Regions from separate parts of the Homo sapiens genome. Here region 1 is linked to region 2. The links are chromatin loops, found by intact Hi-C in ENCODE. Cell type or tissue: CD14-positive monocyte. All regions are shown on one strand. Each heading gives the region's core, and the rest is flanking DNA. Links, peaks and the distances in the headings are about the cores only.

Evidence for each region. Peaks named below come from ENCODE experiments on the same cell type or tissue, not always from the same donor. Only the 100,000 strongest peaks of a DNase experiment are listed, where the experiment ranks them.
Region 1: a loop joins it to region 2, with 4 times the contacts of the local background. A loop is called at or near these places in 4 of 110 quality-filtered maps.

Annotation. Positions count from the first base shown.
Region 1 is chr5:143,009,530-143,020,790 of GRCh38, reverse strand. It overlaps ARHGAP26 (Rho GTPase activating protein 26), which reads right to left. Exons shown (of 23, transcript NM_001135608.3): 12 at 6,675-6,711. Among named protein-coding and RNA genes, the nearest start is that of ARHGAP26-AS1, 150 kb to the right of the region's middle. RefSeq lists enhancers at 566-775, 1,196-1,245, 10,837-11,261. In CD14-positive monocyte, for the core only: CTCF peaks have their summits at 3,640, 3,841 and 6,566 (motif pointing left); a DNase peak (open chromatin) is centred at 9,010; H3K27ac peaks cover 1,712 bases.
Region 2 is chr5:143,111,904-143,123,164 of GRCh38, reverse strand. It overlaps ARHGAP26 (Rho GTPase activating protein 26), which reads right to left. Exons shown (of 23, transcript NM_001135608.3): 18 at 2,018-2,177. LOC124901098 (a long non-coding RNA gene) reads left to right here. Exons shown (of 2, transcript XR_007058980.1): 1 at 1-195; 2 at 518-638. Among named protein-coding and RNA genes, the nearest start is that of ARHGAP26-IT1, 75 kb to the left of the region's middle. RefSeq lists an enhancer at 8,376-8,445. In CD14-positive monocyte, for the core only: CTCF peaks have their summits at 4,464 and 4,667; DNase peaks (open chromatin) are centred at 3,804, 4,794 and 5,154; H3K4me3 peaks cover 827 bases; H3K27ac peaks cover 4,895 bases.

The DNA.
Region 1 (11,261 bases), core at 1,913-9,912, 100 kb after region 2:
GGCGGGTGCCTGTAGTCCCAGCTACTTGGGAGGCTGAGGCAGGAGAATGGCGTGAACCCGGGAGGGGGAGCTTGCAGTGAGCGGAGATCATGCCACTGCACTCCAGCCTGGGCAACAGAGCAAGACTCCATCTCAAAAAAAAAAAAAAAAAAAAAAAAGCACTAGAGCACTAGATTAAAAACAAACCACAAGGAAAGAAAGGACTAGGACTTGGATGCAAAGAGGAGGAAGTGTTATATTTTTTCTTCTTCTGGGGAGGAGAGAAGGGAGGAAATTTCCATTTTTCAAGTGTAGCTCACTCTCAAATCCATGAGCTCTGGGCATGTAGTCTGCACCCTGGGTACTTCTGTAGATGGTTTGAATATGACATACACCCACACGATGTAATTGGGCCATCTGTCTATTGTTCCCCTGTGGTCTGAACCTCCACAGCAGATCACATGAGCTTTAAAGGTAGAGACAGATGTGTGTTCTAGTTATGAGTGTCCTTACCTCTCGGTACTCATATATCTCAGTGCCACCTGCCCTTAAGAACTCCCAGAAGGCTGGGCGTGGTGGCTCATGCCTATAATCCCAGCACTTTGGGAGGCCAAGATGGAAGGATCACGTGAGGCCAGGAGTCCAAGAACTTCTAGAGGCATTCACTGAAGGAAGAGCTACAGGAAGCCTGGACTCCTGCAGTTTCATCCGGCACAAGATCCAGGTGGGAGTAACAGGAAAATGTTGAACAAGAGTGAGAAGTGGAGTGAACTACAAAATGGCATTCTGAAAAGCCAGATGGCCAGTGTTAAGCCAGGTCCTGACATGCATGAGAAGGCATGCCTGCAGCAACTTCAGCATATTCCTTTCAACATAACCCGATTAACCTATGGAATCTGAGTTAATACCCACATTGAGGAAAGTGGCACTATAAAGTCAAGATTAGGAGACTGAGCCCTCTCTGCCTCAATCTGTCAGACTTCAGCCTTCAAGCAGCTGGAGAAACAGTGGGAGGGCAGCATTCTTGTAAACAAGCTAATCTTTTTAGAGTTAAGTAGGCAGTGACATTTGTTATTTAAAACATCAAACTTGGAAAAGACCAACTCACACTGTAAGAGCCTGCCCTTCTCTTACTCCCTTGCACTGGACTGGTGTGTTCTCTCTGACAAGTTCTCGGCTTTCTAACCTTCCCTCAGGTGGGACGGCAGGACAATAGCAGCCTGAGCTGAGAACAGGCCTCTCATCCTGCTTCCAACCTGGACTCATTACAAAGAAAAATGAACCAATTCTCATAGTCTTTGGGGAGTAAATTTTATAACTCCCTAAAGATATTCCCTACCTTGTACCCAAAGGTAGGGAACAGCAAAAAGACAAAAAGACATCGAGAGATACAGCAAACGGGGCTGCAGCGGGTGAGATGGGAGAAATGGTTCTTGCCCAGGGAAGTCTTGTTCTTTGTAATAATGAAAGGGACGAATCAATGACAAGTATCAGATAACTAGGTGACTGACACTGGCAGTGACCACTTCCTCAAAAAAAAAAGCTTAAGAAGAAACAATATCATACTTTCTTCTTCTTTATTACCAATACTCCCTTTTTCCCCTTCCCTTCTCTACTAGGTAAGAGTTTGACAAATTAGAGAATCTGGTGTCACTGATATAGATTCCTGACATTCTAGAAGCAAATCCAGGAAGGGTCCCCATGGGTAGCAGGGCTGGCAAAATAAAATATTGGTTTTTAAATTTAGTATTTAGGGATTAACTTGACCAGGAGCACACACGATCTCTAGGCAGAAAAATAAAATCCTAATAAAAAACACTGGTGGTCTGAATAAATGGAAAGACATTCAAAACCCTTGGAAGACATGACTTAATATTACAAAGGTGTCAACTTTCTCCAAATAACCTGTATGATTCAATGCACTCGCAAAGAAAAATTTTATTTTAGGGGAAACTTCTTAAACTTATTATAGAATTTATACAGAAGGATAAAGACTCATAAATACCCAAGTCAAACCTCAAAAGGGAGAATAAATAGAGGAGACTTATATAACTAGATATTAAGAGTTGCCTCAAAGTTATTATTAAAAACAGAGAGGTATTGGGACAAAAACAGCTACACAAAAAACCTGAATAAAGGGCTCAGAGACAGAACTAAAATATGCAAACCTAAAATGCAAGAACACTGGCACTACAAATCAATCGAGGGAAGAATGGATAGCTTAGTAGATGTTGATAGGAAAACTAACTCTTCCCAAGGATAAAAATAAGAATGGATCTTCATGGAACATCTCATACAGTGGTGGAAATCAGCTAGATTAGAAACTTAAATGTGCAAGACACACTCATAAAGCCAATAAAAGAAAACATAGGTACACATCTTTGTGACATGGGTCATAAAGGCCTTCTCCAAAACACAACTTGAAAATCATAAACAAGAAAGCAAAAAAGAGATGATTTGAATATATAAAAGGGCTTTGAAGGATTTATAGTCAAAGAAGGATACCACGTATTAACAGACAGATGACAAGATGAGAACATATTTAAACTGGCTAAATCTAACAAGGGATTAGTATCTAGAATCAGTAGGAACTTTTTACATATCAAAAAGAAAAGATGGTAACTGAAATAGAAAAATGGGCAAAGGACATGAATAGGCAATTAACAGAAGAGGAAACCCAGTAAACTAACAGGCCTATGAATAGATGCTCAAATTCATTAATTACCAGAGAAATGCAAATTAAAACAACAATGAACTATCATTTTACACCTATCAGACTGGCAAAAAATTAGAGAGCTGAATACTGGTGAGAGTTGGCAGGAATGGAGAAATTTGCATGTAGGGTTGGTGGGACTGCGGATCGACCACTCTGGAGAACAATACAAGAGAGTGCTTAAACTAAGTATATGCATAGCCTTTGTCCAGCAATGCTTTGGGTGGGTGTATCCCAGAGGAATTCTCACACAGGAAGATATGTACAAAGATGTCCATTGTGGTGGTGTGAGTACTGATGAGGAGTTGGAGGCATGAGAAGATGGAGTACATCTCTACAAAAACAGATACAAAGTGCTGTGTACCACAAATTATGCAGTAATCAGAAGCCACAGCATAAAAGGACACAGAGGAATACGAATGGCTCCTGACACAATGATGAGGGCACAAAGTAAGAAATAAAACAAGACCCAGAACCATTTATTAACACACACCATTTATCAAGAACACAGGAAGATAAAAGACACACATTTTAGAAAAAAGAACTAAAAGGGAATGGATGAATAAATAAAATGAAACGAAAGAATGAATGAATCAAGAAACCTGTGCTGATAATGTGCCATGAACAGGGGAGTGTGATGAATTCATCTCTCTAAACCTGAGATCCAAACAGAGCATAGAGAAGAGGAGAAGAAAAGGCTCTGCAAAGAAATGTACATATATTTATCAGCTGCCATCCTCTCCCTGGCAACTGGGTCATTTGGAAAATACCAGCAGCTGACAGACATTACTTATGGCCCTGTCTTATACTCCACAGGCACCGTATGCCCTGAGAGAAACTTCGAGATGAAAGCAAACGAATTCAGAAATTCCCTTTTGTTAACTGCTCCTTCAGAACATTCTGGCTCTCTGATAAAATGTTTGCATTGAAATTCCCACCAAAACATTTCCTAGAAAAGAAAATGCCGGACATTTGGAATTTGGACTCTAGACATTTGGAATCTGGTTAAGAAGAGCAGTGTCTCACTCTTAAATTCATATCAGATTGGCTTCATATCTTTAAAAGAGTTTAGATTGTGTCATAAACAGAAGGAGTGTTGCAGAACAATCAAGACCCAGAGCATTAGCGCCACCTGTGGTAGATGAGCCTTATGGGGGGTTTGCATTAAATTGTAAATTACTGCAATCAAGAGATACAGTAAAACAACCCCACCAAGGAGGGGAAGCTAAGAACCTGTACCATGTGGGAAAGGGTCCAAACTCAAAAAAGGGTGAGGAAGCACTAAACCAGACCATCACACTGGTTTGCCAGCTTAGAAATCAATCAATACCCTAAAAAAACAATTCCTATTTAAATGACTCCTGAAAAAGTGGCCAATTTTTTTTTTTTTTTTTTTGAGACAGAGTCTCAGTCTATTGCCCAGGATGGAGTGCAATAGCACGATCTTGGCTCACTGCAACCTCTGCCTCTCAGGTTCAAGCGATTCTCCTGCCTCAGCTTCCTGAGTAGCTGGCATTACAGGCGTGTGCCACCATGCCTGGCTAATTTTTGTATTTTTAGCAGAGACAGGGTTTCACCATGTTGGCCAGGCTGGTCTCTAACTCCTGACCTTGTGATCCGCCCGCCTCGGCCTCCCAAAGTGCTGGGATTACAGGCGTGAGCCACCGTGCTGGCAAAAGTGACCAATTTTTTTAACCCATCTTTTTACCTCCTGTGTGCTAGATGAAAGGGTAATGACTGAAGAATCATTAGACACCCAAGGCAAGCAACTCTCTTTGCTCTGTGAATAATGAGGTGCAAAAAGCAAAATGTCACAACTGCTTATATTTTCCAAAATAAAACTGTTTGTCTTATTCTTTTCTTGAGGGAGGTCAAGTAATGCATGTTATTATGTATGTTGTTCTATAGCCTAATTTTTTTAAAATTTCAATCATTAACAAACTATCAGCACAATTTCTGCAAATAGATCCAGCCCTCTCTGGTTCTTTCTAAAGGCTGTGTATTACTCCTTAATTTATTTAGCCAACTCCCTATTTGGTATTTAGATTGTCTCTCATTCTTTGCTATTATCACCAACGCCCCAACAAATTTATTTGTTGTACAAACTATCTTTGCACTCTAATGATTTCTTTAGGATAAGCCATTGGGGAGTTAGAGGGTGGTCACTTTTTTAAGGATTCCAAAGCATATCCTCGAAATGCCTTAAGAAATGTCAGAACCAGTTGGGATGCCCACCACTAGAACCATGGTTGTCCTTCAAATCTATTGGGATTTATCCCAAGTAGAGAGATGTAGGTTCATAAGGTCACAAGTTAAAAGTAAACTTCTGGCTGGTGTAGGGGGAGGTCTCCATTCACGTGCCTCTCCTCCCCCACCCCACCACTCTTGGGTCCTTTATTATGGAGGCAATGTGTCCCAGGCAGGGCCAGGTGTGAGTATCTGTTAGTGTAGCCTGCTTGGCATCCATCCCCTCTGGTCCTGATGGCTTCCCTGATTTCCCTCTGGGAAACTACTCTGTTCCCATTTTTTGCAGCAGTCTTGAAACTCTCAATCAAAATGTACAGTTTTTCCCTGGGTGGACCCAAATTAGACCAACTTGTTGCCTGGAAATCTCAATGTTCAGAAAGGTGAGGCAAGGACTACAAACAGTTTAGAGCTTTGTCGTATTATCCAGAAGACCCTTTCTCACCGGGTTCCTAGGTCTCCAGAACTCATCTATTCTCAAGCCTAGCTTTTCAGCTCCTCTGACCTTACTATGAGCTACCATACAGCCTTACATATTCCTTCATTATTGTTACTGTTGTTTTTGCCTCAGTTAGTCAGAGTTGACTTCAAGTGTTCTAAAACAATCTTACCTAATTAAGGGTGGGGTAGGGTGGAATTACTTCTTTGTTTCCTTGCATATTTACTTGAAATTTTTCCCTTGCTCATTTTATTTTTTTTGGAGGTGGAGGGGAACATTTTTTTTTCATCTCATAAAGGCCTCTCAACCTACCCACAGCAGGCATTCCAAATTATTTAATATTTCATACAAAACTCCTGGGTAAAAAATTATATTTTGAAGAGAAAGAAAGGGGGGGAAAAATCTCTGTCCTGTAATGGCTTTCACAAAAAAACAACTTCATCCTTTGGTCCACATGGAGAGGCACTGTTCTACTGATTTTCCTAACACAACTGGAATTCACAGTAGGGCAACCTTTAAATTTTTTCTCAAGTGGATTTTACAAAGCAAGGTGACAGGATTTCCTTTGTACTCTTGCAGCAACCTGGAAGGATTTTGTTTTTTCTCCTATACACCAAGGAGATAATCAGCCCAAACATTCTACCAGTTGCAGGTTCATTTTAATCCCATTGCCTTTACAAGGTTACAGGTACCCTTGGAAATCATGATTAACCAGAGTGCTTACAGGCAGCAGCAGGGCAAATGCACTACAGTCTACAGAGGCTGCCCAGGGACACTTCCATTAGAGAGGAATATTACCATAGAATTCATCTCCATTCTTTCCTCCCACAAGAGACCACAAAGAAAACAGTTACTAAGAAATCACCTAACATAGTTATTGCCTCTCCAGTCCTTTGAGCGAGACCGTGCTGGAGGCAACAGCAACTTTGGCTTTCCCACAGGATAAGGCTCTCCAGGAGTTGAGTATTGTTGTATTAAGTAACTTTTAAGTGGTGACGAGCTATAGTCTTAAGACCTACGATTAAAGGAGATAATGTACACGAGAATGCTTTGTAAAGTGTGACCCATTATTTCAATGCAAGGTGTCACTACACTACAGCCTTGCCAGCCAGGCTCACTTACCGTCCCTCTGGAGTCACTGGCGGAAAGTTGGGGTGGAGGCATGTCCCACTGCACTCGGGAACTGGAGCCAACCCAACACGCCCACAGCACCGCCTGGTGGTTCACACCTGGAGTAGCAACTTCTCAAAGCCTACTCCCAACCCTGGCTGTAGAAGGTTACCCAAGCATCGTACTTACTCCCTTCACTCTGGCTGTCTTTGTTCGAGTTGTAGACCTGGAAAATAAAAATAAAAATTCACTTATGTGCATTTTATGCCACCCTATAGGTTCACTGTAGAAAACCATTATCTTCCTCACTTTCCCTAGTTTGCACCATGAAGTGGAAGGTAATTTCTGGCTCCCAAACATGAACCCATTCAATAATTATCTACTTCTCAGTATTTACTTTAGCTGTTCTTAAGTGTGTGTGCATCAGAATCATCTGTGCAACTTTATTGTGTAAAAAAAAATTCCCTCTTTTTAAGAAAGCAAGTAAATGTATATGCGTACATAAATAGAAAAGAGAAAAAAATTAAAATTAGTTACAAATCATTAAGCATGAACTGCGCACCAGGCAATGTGCTAAGCATTTCACATGAATGATCTGAAATCATCAACATGACAATTCTGTTGGGCAGGAGCTGTTATTATCACTGTTTCACAGATGGAGAATATGAAGCCTAGAGGGGTTAACTAATGTCTCACAGCTAGTTAGTGGCAAAGTCAGGACCTTTACATCAAAAACTGTTGACTGTTAATACCGGGGAGTGGGAACTGTTACTTTTTACTCTACATACTTCTAGAAATTTGAATGTTATAAGGAGAATATATATTTTCCATAGAAACCCCTTAAATAATGTAAATCACAAAAAGGGAAAGTACCCCAATAAAGAAAAAGAAAATGCCCAATATAAAAGAGACAATGACATATTGCAAGGGTCAGCAAGTTTTTCCTGCAACGGGTCAGACATTAACATTTTATGCTTTGTGGGCCAAGAGGCAAAATCAATGACATTATGTAGGTACTTCTACAACAAGATAGAAAGTAAATTTTCATACATTTTTTGACAAAATTTAAAAACTAATAATATTTGAGTATGATTTTCTGAAATGCAAGCCTACTAATCAGAAGAATAAGTTTTTTTTAAGAGAGGTTGATATTTAGCTTAATTGGTACTCAAAGTTAGTATTCCTTATAAAGTCAATTATAGATATTTGTTTGTAAATATGATGCTTGGCTTATGGGCTCTACAAAAGAAGGTGGTGGGCTGGATTCAGTCTTTGGATCACAGTTTGCCCATCTCTGATATGCTGTCATAATTAAACAAGATGAAACCTCTACTTTAGAAAAGAAAAAAATCGGCCAGGCACAGTGGCTCATGCCTGGAATCCCAGCACTTTGGGAGGCCCAGGCGGGTGGATCATGAGGTCAGGAGATCGAGACCATCCTGGCTAACATGGTGAAACTCCGTCTCTACTAAAAAACACAAAAAATTAGCCAGGCATGGTGGCGGGCGCCTGTAGTCCCAGCTACTTGGGAGGCTGAGGCAGGAGAATGGCATGAACCCAGGAGGTCGAGCTTGCAGTGAGCCGAGATCACGCCACTGCACTTCAGCCTGGGCAACAGAGCAAGACTCCGTCTTAAATAAATAAATGAAAAAAAATCATAGAACCCAAGCCCTTCTTTGGTCATTAAGGTTCTGTAGGTATAGAAAGGCATAAGGTGAACCTGATCATAATATATATATATATATATATATATGTATGTATGTATATAAATATATCCCTCCAGTGACTCTAATGGCTACTCTCAGTTGAGAACCACTTATTTAACCCCTAAAGAAACCAAGGCAACTACCTCTGAAAAGAACCATTAAATCCAGAAAGGGATTTTTCACTTAAGAAATATGACGGAGAATGGCTGGTCAAGAGGTCCCACTTGGCCCTTCAGCTGCTTTGTGTCACTGGGTCTCTTAGCCTCTCTGGGCATCTATTGCCTCATCCATAAACTGAAGGAGTCGCCCAAGAAGGTCTTTGAATTATCAAGCTCTAAATATAACAAATCATCCCATTTTATTATTAATTTTCTAAAGAAAACTAAAGCTACCAGGCCACTTATTAAAGGTCAGAAAGATGAGTATAAAGAGAACAGGTTTCTGTACTTAAAGAGGATTGTCTAATGAATGAAAAGGCATCAATGCATATACCTAAACGCTCTAGAGATAAGGAGTCAAAAGATTTTGATCCTGGCCTGGGCTTCCCCATTGGTAACTTCATCTTGCTGAACTTTAATTTCTTCATCTATAAAATGTGGGCGATGATAGGTTTTTCTGACTAACTCAGCCAGAGCTGATGTGAACATCAAATGAGACTGTGCCAAAGAAATATACTGAAACAGCACAACACAATGCAAGCGCTTTGGACTCTACTACTGAGAAAAGAAATGCTTAACATTCATGGAATTTGAGGGGAGGGCAAAAGTCACCACGAAGTCTAGGTGGAGGCTGACATAGAGGTTGTGTAATTTCTACTTAAAAGAGGAAACACAGTGGCCCACTCTCCCTCAGCAGCATCTTTATCATCTATATAAATGAACTTGAGCTAGATCATGGTTTCCAAATTGAGCCACACAGCACCTGCACAAACAAAGGGGTTGGAGAGAAGCTAAGACCAAATGACCCCTCCCTTGGCTTTTATCCATTTTACTCATGTGGCTATTGAGGAAGGGCATAGCGGCTTTGAAAAGTTTGAAGACCTCCTAAATAATAATTTCCCATGTTGCTTGCAATTCGTTTACTTATCCATGTATTTAACAAATATTTACTGTGTGCTTATAATGGTCAGGCAACGTTCCAGGTGCTGGGGATACAGATGAACTAGACATCTGTAATCTCTGCTCTCATAAAACTTTCCAATTACTGAAGAAAACAGAAATAAACAGATGCACATTTATGATTACTTCAAATATTGATAAGTACATTGGAGAAAGTAAAAAAAAAAAAAAAAAAAAAGCGGGGGTTTATTGTGGACTTTAGGCGAGGAAATGCCTCTCGGAAGAGATGACGTTTGCGCCAGGCCTGAATGATGAGGGGTACCTCCTTGGGAAGACGTGGGGGCTAGTGCCAACAGAAAGTACAGGTCCTTGGAAGGTGAAAAGTCATTGCATTTGAAGGAAGAAGGCCAGTGTGATTAGCAATCAGTGCAATGCAGAGAGGGGTAGGAGATAAGGATAGGGCAGAGGGGCAGCAATCCGATCCTGCAGAGCCTTGTGACCTGTGAGTGAAATGGGTCACAGTGTAATAGCTAAGACCAGCAATCCATGCTGACCGGCATTCACTAACCTTGGAAAGTTGGGCAAGGGAAGTGCAGAAGAGAAGACCACACTTTGGCAAGTATTTTTCTTCAGCCATCCTTGATCCCTGCATTTCTCCTAGTAAATTCAAACATTCTATCCAAGGGAACCTTGCTTCTATTTATAGCTGGCAAAATCCAGAAGGAATAGTAAAATGCAGGACTTCCAGCCCTCCTTCATTAGGAGATGAATTTGTGCCAAATTACTCTCTTTCAAGGTTTCCTGGGTCTCGGGAGACCCCTTCCTGGAACACCCAAGCATTCCCTGAATTGGAGAAGGATAATCAATGAGTCAAAGGCACCAGAAACATGTACTCACCTGCTCCTCTGAGGCCAGGCTGTTAATCTCTGTCTGGTTTGGGTTAATGAGCCAAAGAGAATGAGTTTTGAAATGAAGCTAACAAATCCTGCTTACCAGGACTTTGTGACTACAGGGCCCAACAAAGAAGGCCCAGGGTGGGGAAGCAACCAGATGGTGGCTCAGTCACAGCACTAAGCAGGAATGGTTTTGTTTACCTAGCACTTACCAAGCACCACACATGGCAACATCTAATCCTTGCAACCACCATATGGATGAGGTCTAGTATTATTCACATTTTAGAGATATGGAACCTGAGACCCAGAGTGGTTACACAGTTTGTCTAAGGACACAGAGCTGGTCAGTGGTGTACTATTCTATCTTGCCTCTAAAAGGATGTTCCAATACCCTTTTACCTTTCTAGGCAGTGGCAAATGTATATCACTACCAAGTCACTCCAGTGGTTGGTATTATGGTTCATAAATACCTTCTATACTGACAGAAGCAAAGAGCATGCAATTCACCCTTTAGAAATGGTCAGTCTGCTCTGGGCTATCCTTCTTCTACAGATCTCACAGTTGCCCACTAGCATCAGACTGAGGTTCAGAGGCAAGAGCAATGTCCTGAAAGATCACTTTGACCATAGCTTTGTCTTATGATTAGCAATCTCAAATTTATATGCTTTCAGGTAAGCCTCTTGAGAGCATCTACCTTAATACAATAGAACTCAACTCTCCAGGAGCAACCCAAGCGGACAAGGGGCACTAAATGCCTGATCTGTGGCTCCTCAGAAGACTGAAACAGTTAATGCACCTTCAACAACCCAACTGAAGCTAAGCTCTATCTGAGTACTCTAAAACTTGGGAACATTATCTCCTTTGGGTTTCTATACTTTGATGTAGGTATAGTCTAGTTTCTACTGACCATTGTATATGAAGATTTGTTAAAGATCCGTGCCAACAAGTATCTATTTTCAAGTATATGCTTCTGAAGAAGAGAAATTACATGTGTTTACTTTATCTTATCACGGTCCATCTAAGAATCATTAAAGAATAATTATGACAGATAGAAATTAATAATGATGATGATGACAAAACCCCTGCCATGTGCCAGACATCATGCCAAGCATTCTGTGT
Region 2 (11,261 bases), core at 1,440-9,439:
TCTATTCAGAGGTGGAGGGGGCTACACAAGGGAATGAACACTGGTGGACAGGATCACTGGGAGCCATTTTGGAGGCTGGCTGTCACATTCACCCAAAACCAATGTACTAGTGCCTACTGAGGAACAAAACACAACGTCCCTGCTTTCCTGAAGCACACATGCTTGAAGAGGTCAGAAAGCCAATGGATCTAATCAGTAAGTAAATTTTATTACATGCCCTATAATTTGTGAAGTCCTATGTGTTAAATAAAATTGATAGGAGGCCACTGGTTTGGACTGAGCTCCTGCCCTAGGCTCAAGAGACCAAATCAAAATGCAGTTACTTCTGCTGAAGTTCTATGCCATCAAGCCAAAAATAAGTTGTTTGTCTGACCTTCCAATAAATGAGGGGAGAGATAACAGGCAAATCCCCAAACAGGCCAGTTTTAGTCAGCACTGAAGGAAGTCCCCTCTGCTTTAACTTTTACAAGGAAAGTAACTTCAAAACAATTAATCTGCTTTTTGTTCTCTTCTTTAGCCCTTTTCTGTCTATAAAGCCAACCTCCTCTGCTCAGCTCCTGGAATATTCATTCTATTTTACAGAATGAGGTGTTGCCCAATTCTAGAATCGCAAATAAAAGTCAATTAACATCTTTAAACTAAACTTGTTGTGATTTTGTCTTTTGATATGAAAACAGACTAAGTGGAATAAAAGGAAAAGGGAATGCAGGAAGTTGGGATTATAATTTTAAACAGAGAGATCTAGGTAGGCTTCACTTAGTACACTTGAAGGAAGGGAGAAGTATGCCATGTGGTTTTATGGAAGAACAGTGTTCCAACCACTGGGAACAGCAACTGCGAAGGCCTTGAAGTAGGAATGTGCCTGTGGTGTCCAAGAAACAGCAAGGCAGAAACAAGATGGCTATAGGAGAGATGCAGGAGACGAGATCAGGTAGTAACAGTAAAAGGACAGAGACTATGTGGGCAAATGTATGAAATGGGAAGCCACTGGATAATTCTTAGGAGAAAACTGATACCATCTGGCTTAACATTAAAAAAAATCTCATTCTGGTGGCTGGTATCAGAATTGTCAGGCCAAGGGTACAAGAAAGAAACAAATTAGGAGGCTCTTGTAAAAAGTCAGACAAGAGGTAGTGGTGGCTTACAACATTATCAGTGTACGTGGTGAGGCATGGTCAGATTCTGGATTTATTGTGCATGATTAATTTGCCATTCTAGGCAAAGTTTTTATTTAAGAGAAACAGCATTTTTTATTAGATTCCAGATTTGTTGCTGCCAAATGGTGCTTTAGGGAACCCTGCACAAGTTCTGAGAAGCTTCATATGGATTTGCTCATAAGAGCAATGAAGTGGGTGAGAGGACTGCAGCTTTATGTCCCCTCCCCAGTTTTACAAGGGCAGCTCTGCGTTAATATTCTTCAAATTGGGGGATGAGGAAAACCTTCGAAAGAAAGACTAGGAACCCCAATTCCCCAAAAGAAAAGACAGACCATAAAGACACGCGCACACAAACGGTACAAAAAATACAACACCATTTATAAAACTGAAAGACAAACTATAGGTCAAAATATTTGCAACACAAATGAAGAAAGTTTAATATCCCTAAAATTTAAAAAACTCATAAATTCATAAGAAAACAATCAAGTAAGAAATGGGCAAAGCATGTTTCCAAAATGAGGTTCATAAGAGTACTTCCTTCATTGAATTGTTGTGAGGATAAAATAACAATATACATATAAAGTATTTAACACAGTTCCTGGCACATAATGCTCAATCAATTTTACCCACCACTGCCACCACCATAACCATGGCTGTTGTCATTGTAACTACCACGGTTGACACCTTTACCACCAACCTTACATTATCATCACCACCATCACTACCACCACCAGCAACTTCATCGTCATGACAGTGTAAGAGTGATTAGCAATGCAAATCTGAGCCAACTCTGAAGGTCAATTCCAATGCAGCTTCCCCCCAGGTACATTCTTCACTGCAAGTGATCAATTACATATTACCTTTTCGTGGTTTTCTATTAGGATCTCAATGACAATGTTCTGAAATTTGATGTCCATGATGGCTGCTACTGTTTCTTCCTGAGGCCTCAGCAGAGTGGGTCCAAACACCACACCAAGGTTTGCCACCGTCATCAAATTCTGCTTGTGGTTGTTAGCAACACTGGGAGGAAGGAAAAGAAAAGGTACCAATGAGACAAATCGTGTACACAGAGATACCAACCACCCTGTATCCTTCCTATCTTCCTATTTATAGACTCCTCATCTGTAGGAGCCAGAACTTGGGTCATCGTCAGATGCCACAGGAGTCAGAAAATCTACCACATTTCAGAAATCTTCAGCATCCAGGCTATTTTGCTATTTCAGGATATGACACGCTTTATCATTTCCATTTTGCCTAGAACAACCAACCAACCAAAGCAACTATCTGCCAAATTACTAACCTTTGAACATCTGAATCCCTGTTTTGCAAGTCCAGGTAACTGCTAATCCCTCTTAATTACAATTTATGTACTTGGCAGCTGCTTAAACTGCAATCGTTAGCATTTTTCTCCATGGCAAATGTAAAACCTCTTGATGGCTTTAATACATTTGCAAACATAAGCATTAAATAGACATAATTTTTTAAATGGGCAGATCTGGATATTTAAAACCAAGTAAGGAAATTCAGCACTTTAGATGTAAAGTATTAAAGGCCGATCAGATTAAACATATGGCTCACATTAAGTGAAACAGGGCATAAACAGAAATAAAAATGCACTAGTGTATATTCATCTATATGGCTGTGTTTATATTGTCACTTACACTCAAAGTCTAACAAACACACAGGGTCAACAGTCGCTGACCCTGTGAGTAATTTGCTAAAGACGTAGGCATATTTTTGAATAAACAACTACTCAAAAGATGTATCTGAACTCCATACCCAGGCCACCAGGACCTAGCTATAAAACTCGATTGTTCACTTGCTGGCCCCATGTATAAAAACATATAAATCATCTACTTGGCAACAAATAAGTTAAAAGTTAATGCCATTCAGTTTTGTTGAGACAATATCAAGAGCTTCCCTAAATCACCTGTTACAAGAAGGAAGCTATTCATTACTAACTTGAAACTAGAGACAAATTGGGTAGAGATAGGCAGTTTGCACAGACCTACCTCCCTAGCATTTAGTGCTATTTATATGGAGTATTTTTTCACACAATTCTATAAATGCCTGCAGTGTTTCTCACTGTTTCTCTGGTCCACTTTTTTTTTTTTTAAGGAAGAAAAGAGATTATACTGCCTTAAGCGCTGGTTTTTAAACTGAGCCTTTATTGAAATACCATATCAACCAATTTTATTAGCAGATGTGTACTTTTCTATAATTTTTTTAGGGCTGAGTTTAACTTCCTCCTCTAAAGGTGGGCAGAGCATGGTTAGGTTTATGAAACTTTAACTGTGGCACAGCCCAGTTAGAAAGAGGATTTGCTTTTTGATTGCTAAGCAACACCTGCAGCAGGGAGAGTGGCCTGTTTCTGGTCCACATAAAGAATATTTTACAAACATTTTCTTAGTTCTTGCTGAGTCTCCTGGTTTTACTTATGTTTTCCATTCTACCCAGAATTACATCACATTTCCAGTTTGACAAAGTTAATGCAGATGGTCAAATTCTGACCTGGCAAGGGGGAGAGACTTCGGTTCTGTGCCTCAGTCAATCAGCAAGTATGCATATTTACAAGCTGCTTTTAACATCACTACTTTCAACATCAGCTCCTCTGTGTGGCAAGGAAATTCTATGTCCTTATACTTCCCCTCCCAAAAGAGCTAAGTCATTAAACTTAGCCTCTTGTCACAAAAGTCCCGTGTGCAAGTGAATCAACAAGCTATTTTTTTATGAAAGTACCTTCAAATTGTAGACCAATATAAAAATACACGGTTTGGATGATGATCATTTTTCCCCGTCAGGCTTCTCCACACTACATCTGACTAAAGTAACAGCCTCCTAACTAGGGTTCCTGACCCAAGAACCTCTAATTTCAGCTTTATCCTCCCTGCTATCAGCAGTTCCACCTAAAACTCAGCTCTCACACCTCCCCTGGGGAGAACACAATGGCATGGCACATGTGAATGTTTAGCAGTGCTTTTATTGTTTAATTGTTCTGATAATGACGACTGTAAACCTGTAGTGGGCCCCACTGTTTTTCTTTCTTCTTTCTTTTTTTTTTTTTATTATTATACTTTTAAGTTTTAGGGTACATGTGCACAATGTGCAGGTTTGTTACATATGTATACATGTGCCATGCTGGTGTGCTGCACCCATTAACTCGTCATTTAGCATTAGGTGTATCTCCTAATGCTATCCCTCCCCCCTCTCCCCACCCCACAACAGTCCCCGGTGTGTGATCAAGGCCTTTCTCTGTCATCCAGGCTGGAGTGCAGTGGCATGATCATAGATCACTGCACCCTCACACTCCTGGGCTCAAGAGAGCTTTCTGCCTCAGCCTCCTGAGTAGCTAGGACTACAGGCATGCGCCACCACACCTGGCTAGTTTTTAAATTTTTCCGTAGAGACAGAGTCTTGCTATGTTGCCTAGGCTGGTCTTGAACTCCTGGTCTCAAGTGATTCTCCCAGCTTGGCCTCCCAAAGTGCTGGAATTATAGGCGTGAGCCACTGTGCCTGGCCTGCCCGACTATTTTTAACACAAAGACTGAACTCTTATAAAACAGCATACCTTTCCTCAAATCACCACTAGGCCTGCCTGTGCCACCTCCCAGCTCTGGGTGTCTGGGCAGAGTGACTCAATCTTTCTAAGCTTTGGGTTCCTCATCTTCAAAAAAAAGAAGAAGTTGGGTGAATAACATACCTACTTCATGTGAATGTTGTACAGATTAAATGTGAGAATGCATGGGATATGTGGTAATTATCATACTAATTCACTTTTCACTCTCATTCCACTTCCACACCTCTCTGCCTTTGTCCATATCATTCCTCTGCCTGAAATGTTCTTCTGCTGCTTTCTTTGCTTGGCAAACTGTTAATATGCAAGGCTCAGCTCAAATGGCCCATTCCTTTCTGTACTTTCCTTTCACCTTTCTCCAATCCTCTATACCCAGTGAAGGCAGAAGTGTTGGCCTGCTCCTGCATTTATTACACAGTGTTGTCATCCCTACCAAGGCCTGAGAAGAGGAAGTATGGTATTTTATTTGGTAGCACCAGTGCTAAGCACACTGCTTGGCACAGGAGGTGCACAATGAGCTTTCACTAAGGCAATAAAAGATGAGGAGAGTTTCTGAGTAGGCCTAAAACAATTATTCCCAACCCAGCTACTTACTCATTAAACTTCAAATGATTTTTGGGGAATGTATCTCAACTATCCCAACCTCCCTTATCAAAGTCTTCAGCTATGTTCCATTTCTTAGACTTAATTAATGAGTAATAATTACTCTGATTTGCAGGCCCCAGTGCCCAAAGGCATTTGGAAAAAAGGTATATTAATTCTGGATTAGCAACTCTGAATATAAATAAGCTTGAGGTTACCCAGCATAATTCATTTCCCTTTTAATGATCCATGTTATTTTAGAACTTAAAAGACACATTGATCTAAGTCTTAGGAAACTTTTTTTTGGGTGGGAAGAGTTACACCTTTCATTATTAATGACCATTATCTTTCGGCACACTGAAGTAATAAATTGATCCATCACTTGATTATTACTGCTCACAACTTGGTACAGCTATGTTCATTACTCCAGAATGAATTATTAATGGCTTGAGATCTCTATGTATCCCGGACAGAAAGGCCTAGACGTCAGCCTCTGCAGGCACCAGCCATCCATTATAGCTCGATGAATTTACAGATGCATGGGAAACAGGCTGGCAGAGCACTGCGGAGCCGGTCCAGCAGAGGCCACGGGACTCGTTCATTAGCAAGGTCTATAAAACACAGAGAACCTGCTCTTTTGTCAAATTGAGCTGTCTGAGTTCCTCCTCACATGGCTCAGAATGTCATGTTGAGTCTTGACTTAAAATCTACACAGAGAAGCTTCTTGTACACTTCATGTTGCAGTGAAGGAGTCTTTGACACATGCTTTTCAGATCCCTACATCCACGTGGACTACTCTGCTGTGGCGTCTTTTGAAAGAACTGCCAATTCTACAGGCTTCCTTTGGCTGCTGCAGAGAAACAGTTTTGCATGTGATATTCACTTGGGAGAGATCCAGTTTCTTCTGTGATCATCAGAATGGCTGCATCCACTGAGAAGCAGTGGATCTCCCGAGGGGCATGACTTCAGGGCAGTTGTTGGGGGTAGGGAGGTATAGGTACCCCATGTTTCAGGCAGTTCCCGCATGAACTGGATTCAATGAGGAAAGAGCATGTTCCATGAAAATGGCCTTGGCAGAGGGGCCTCTTGCCACCTTTGCTTTAAGAGGAAATAGATGGAGACTCTGTTTTGGTCTGATGTCCTTTGAGAGGCAGAAGGAGGTAAATCACTTCCAGATAAAGATGGTGGTGGGGATGGTGGCAGAGGGAGCATTATGATGGGAATAGCAGTAGCCAACCCTTGTAGGGCTTGTAAGGCAGAGACCCCCAGGCTGTCATAGGGATCACATCTGTTTTCCTAGAGTTTAAATGAGAGCCAGAGCTCTATAAGTGCTAAGCAGTACTTTAAAACACCAGACTGGTCCTAAAGTATTCCAACAATACATAAGCTTATTGTAGGGTTTGGAGATAAGTTTCATCTTGAGGCCTAGAGTGTTATGTTGAAAAATGTCAAAGAGGAGTACTGGCTCCACTGGATACAATGTAGTGACAGATTCACAATGTACCATGGGTTGGATGGGTGGAGCAACAGCTCATCCCACTTATCCACCATCCCTTCCTTGTTTGCTTCACCTTCCAATATTAAACAGGAACTTAGGCTTACAGAGCATTTTAGACTTTTTAAAAAAGCTCTACAACAACTTTTTACATTTATCTGACCTATATAATAACTCTATAATAGTAGCGCTCAAACTTTCTGACAATGACCCAAGGTAGGAAGTATATTTTACCAAGCAATACACACATACATAAACAGACAGGCACACACCCCCACACTATATCAGAAACAAAAGTTTTCAGGAATAGTAAGTATGACACACTCTGATATTTCTATTCCCATCTTATCCTGTCGATTCTATTTTTATCCAATAAATTGTTTTCATGAGCCACTTATATGCCGTGAACTACTATTTGAGAAATACTGCTATAGAGGTATAAAGTGCAAATATTCTCTCCAATTTGCAAATTTGGACAATAAAGCTAAGGGAGATCATAGCACAGTAGTTGGAATAAGACAGACATTAACAGCTGGATGGCAGCAGGCAAGTCACCTGGCCTCTCTAAACCTGTTTCCTCACATATAAAATGGGAGCAATAATATGTAGCTTGTAGCTTGTAAACTTGAAAGGCTGATTAAGTATGATTCTGCAAGTAAATCCCTTAGCATGAAATAATGGCTTAATAAATGACATCTGCTCTTGTCATGGTGGCTGTCGAGGTAGTGCTGATGAAAGTGGTAGCAGTAGCAGCAACTGCCAATTTAAAGCCACACTGTTAGTTGGTAGTTTCGCTTGGTATCCTGCCCAGGAACCCCTAGTGGCCTGCTTCTGCTTGGGGCAAGAGGTTGCATCTTCTCCACTTATGTTTCAAAGACTTCTGTACCCTACCTATTTGTATTTCTCCTCTTTTCATTCTTTGGTGTAAAAAAAAAATATGAAATACTTTGAATCTATAGAAAACCCCAAATCATAATAGTACGTCTTTTCTTTCTTTCGTTTTTTGTTGTTGTTGTTGTTTTTGAGATTAAGTTTCACTCTTGTCGTGCAGGCTGGAGTGCAATGGCGTGATCTTGGCTCACTGCAACCTCCGCCTCCTGGGTTCAAGCAATTCTCCCACCTCAGCCTCCGGAGTAGCTGGGATTACAGGTGCATACCACCATGCCTGGCTAACTTTTGTATTTTTAGCAGAGACGGGGTTTCATCATATTGGCCAGGCTCCTCTCGAACTCCTGACCTCAGGTGATCCACCTGCCTCAGCCTCCCAAAGTGCTGGAATTACAGGCATAAGCCACTACACCTGGCTATAGTACTTATTTTCTATCACTTCCCTATAAGTACTTCTGGCACAACAGGCTGAGAGCCTCACATGGAGCCAAAGCAAAGCCACCAAACTCACTCTGCCTTCATGACACCAACAACATCATGCCCCTAGCCTGCCCAGCAAGTTCTCCCCCACCATACAAAGCCCACCACCCTACAAAGAACAGTTCTGAGCACTCCACTGACCATTGGAGGCCATACCAAGCTTTTTCCTCTAAGAGATACGTCACGGTCAATCCCATGGGACATTTCTACACCAGCTGCTCCCCTGTTCACAAATACCTTAGGACTAGGGGCTGGATCATGACCTTGGAATGCATCTTCTGCAGAACACAGGCAGGTGCTGGGGTAGGCCTGAGATGACCAATTCTGAAAGTATTATAGGTAAGTGGGTGGGTAACTAAGCTGCAGTCAATATCACCCTTCTCTCTACTACCCTCTCAGAGAAGCTCCAAGCTCTAGGGCTGAAGAGGATTAGCTGGAAATGAAGCTGCTGGAACAACACTTTTTTGTGGCTAACCAGACAAGTTTAGTTTCCAGGGCTGTTAATTTGGTTCTTTTCACCAGCCTTAAATCTATCCTTAGTATATAACAGAGGATGGCGGGGGGAATCCTCACTGCCACTCACTGCATGTTTTCTACCAAGTCAGACTCTGTGTTGCCTGAATACTACCTGGACTCGGTGAGGCAGGACTGCTCCAAACAGCGCTGAGGAGGCCTCTGTCGAGAACACCCGTCAGGGCCATGAACACAGCTTGCAGGACTGCCCCAATGGTGGCACCAGAATGAGGGTGTCAGATACATCGTTCTGTGTACTGACTGAGGCCTGGCTCACCAAACACATTTAACATCTTCCTGGGAATGGTTATCTAGTGAGAAGCCAGACAGGAAGCCTGAAATAATTAATTGAATGCTTATGGTGGGTACTTCTACACAGTGTCTCCTAACAGGAGAACCCTTTGAGGCAGGCAGGTACCACTGTCACTACCACTTTACAAATGAGGAAAGAGAAGCACTGAGAAGGTAAGTAATTGGCTCGAGGTTACACAGCTAACGACGGGCAAAGTCAGGAGGGGAATGAAGTCTGCAGAGTCCATACTCCCAACCCCAGCTCTCTCCTGCTCCCACACCACCAGGGCAAGTCCAACCTACGCTAAAAAGGCATTCTTCTTCCTCAGAAAATTCAACCCAAAATGAAGTCACCGTAGGGGAAAAATCAGTGGTTATAATAGGAAAAAGAGGGCCTCTCCCTCATTCACTTCACAAATCACTAAATTGGAAGAAGTAAAAACAAAAGAGAGAAAGAGCATTTATGCCTGTGGGAGTGATACTGGACTAAACACTGTTTCTTCCTCTTTCTTGCAGCGGAAAATGGCTGCACACTTGACAAAACTATGAAAATGATGAACTACCCTTAAATATGATGGCATTCCATTTATAGCTGGCTGGCACAGTCAGAGCCGGTTCCTAATAATGAAAGAGTGAGCCCTGTAAGATTGAGAGAGGAGGAGAAATTTTAAAAAGGAGGGAAAAATAGCCAAAATGGGTTCTGTAGTCCAAAAAGGAGATAATTATGGCCATATATGCATTCATCCAGGCTGTACTGCTTTCATTCAAGGATGTCAAAGCTCTGTGAATAACTAGCAAAGTGTTCTCTGCTTCTGGGGAAACACATGGCTACATTTCAGATGGGTAAAGAAGGCTGCTGAGATGTTAAGTACTGCTCAGTATTACTTAGGTCCACTTTAACCTCCACTAACAGAGGCCCACTTGGTACTGAAAATTGTTTAGAGAAAAGGAAAAAGGATTTGTCTTAAAAAAAGACAAGATACCTCTTTGCATATAGCTTGCAATCTAACGCAGAGGTATTCTAAAATCTGAGGGTGTAACTAGCTCTATTTCCACTCATCTTCTCTAATTCAACTCCATTCCCTATTTAAAATCTACCAAAGGCTTCTGACTGTTCTAAATTTCAAGTTGAAACTCTTTAGCATCCAGTATGGTAGCTCCTCAAAAAATTAGACTCAGAATTACCATTGATCCAGCAATTTCACTTCTGGGTATATGTGTAAAATAATTGAAAATGGGATCTCAAAGAAGTATTTGTACACCCATTTTTATTGTAGTATTATTCACAATAGTTAAAATGCAGAAGCAACCCAAATGTCTACTGATGGATGAACAGATAAGCAAAATGTGTTACGTACAAACAATATAGTATTATTCAGCCTTAAACAGGAAGGGAATTCTAGCATATACTATGACATGGATGAATCTTGGGGATATTGTGTTAGGTGACATAAGCCAGTCACAGACAGACAAATGTTGTATGATTCTACTGATATGAGGTACTTAAAGTAGTCAAATTCACAGAGTTGAAAAGTAGAAAGATGGTTGCCAGGGGCCAGATGAAAGGGGAATCGGGAGCTTTTGTTTAATGGATACAGAGCTTCGGTTTTACAAGATTAGTTATGGAGATGGATGGTGTTGGTGACTATACACCACCACTGAACTGTACACTTAAAAATAGTCAAGGTAGTAAAGTTTACATTATATGTATTTTACAGTAACAACAAAAATATATTTTCTTAAAGAAAACCCTTGGCAAAGGACCTACAGGATCCAGCTGACCTCTCAAGGCCCTCCTCTACCCAGTCCCTGTACTCTCCCACCTCTGAGCTAAAATTTTCTTTGGGCCTCAGTTCCTTCCTTCCTAATGCTGATCCCCATTCCTGGGCCACTCTGTAGCCCCTCTCCCTCTTGACTTGGCTCTGTCCTCCTTGCCACTCTTCCTCAAAGTGGTCTTTCTGGACACCTCACTCTAGGTCAGGTCCCTTACTATAATTCTAATTCTTCAATTCTCTTTTCTGGTACTTACTGAATTATAAATATACCACCATTCATGGAATTGACATTTTCTGTCTCCCCTACTTAGCAGAGCTCCAAGAGGACAGGTATGTCATCAGCCTCCCTCACTGCCACACGCCAGTGCCTAGCAGTTTGCGTATCATGTGTTGAATGGAAAACAAAGGAACACATGGATGCTGTGGGAGGCCACCTTCTTCTAAGTGTGTCAAGGCTCAGCTGCACTAGGTACCTGGGTTAAACACGTCACCTACTGCTGTCTTAG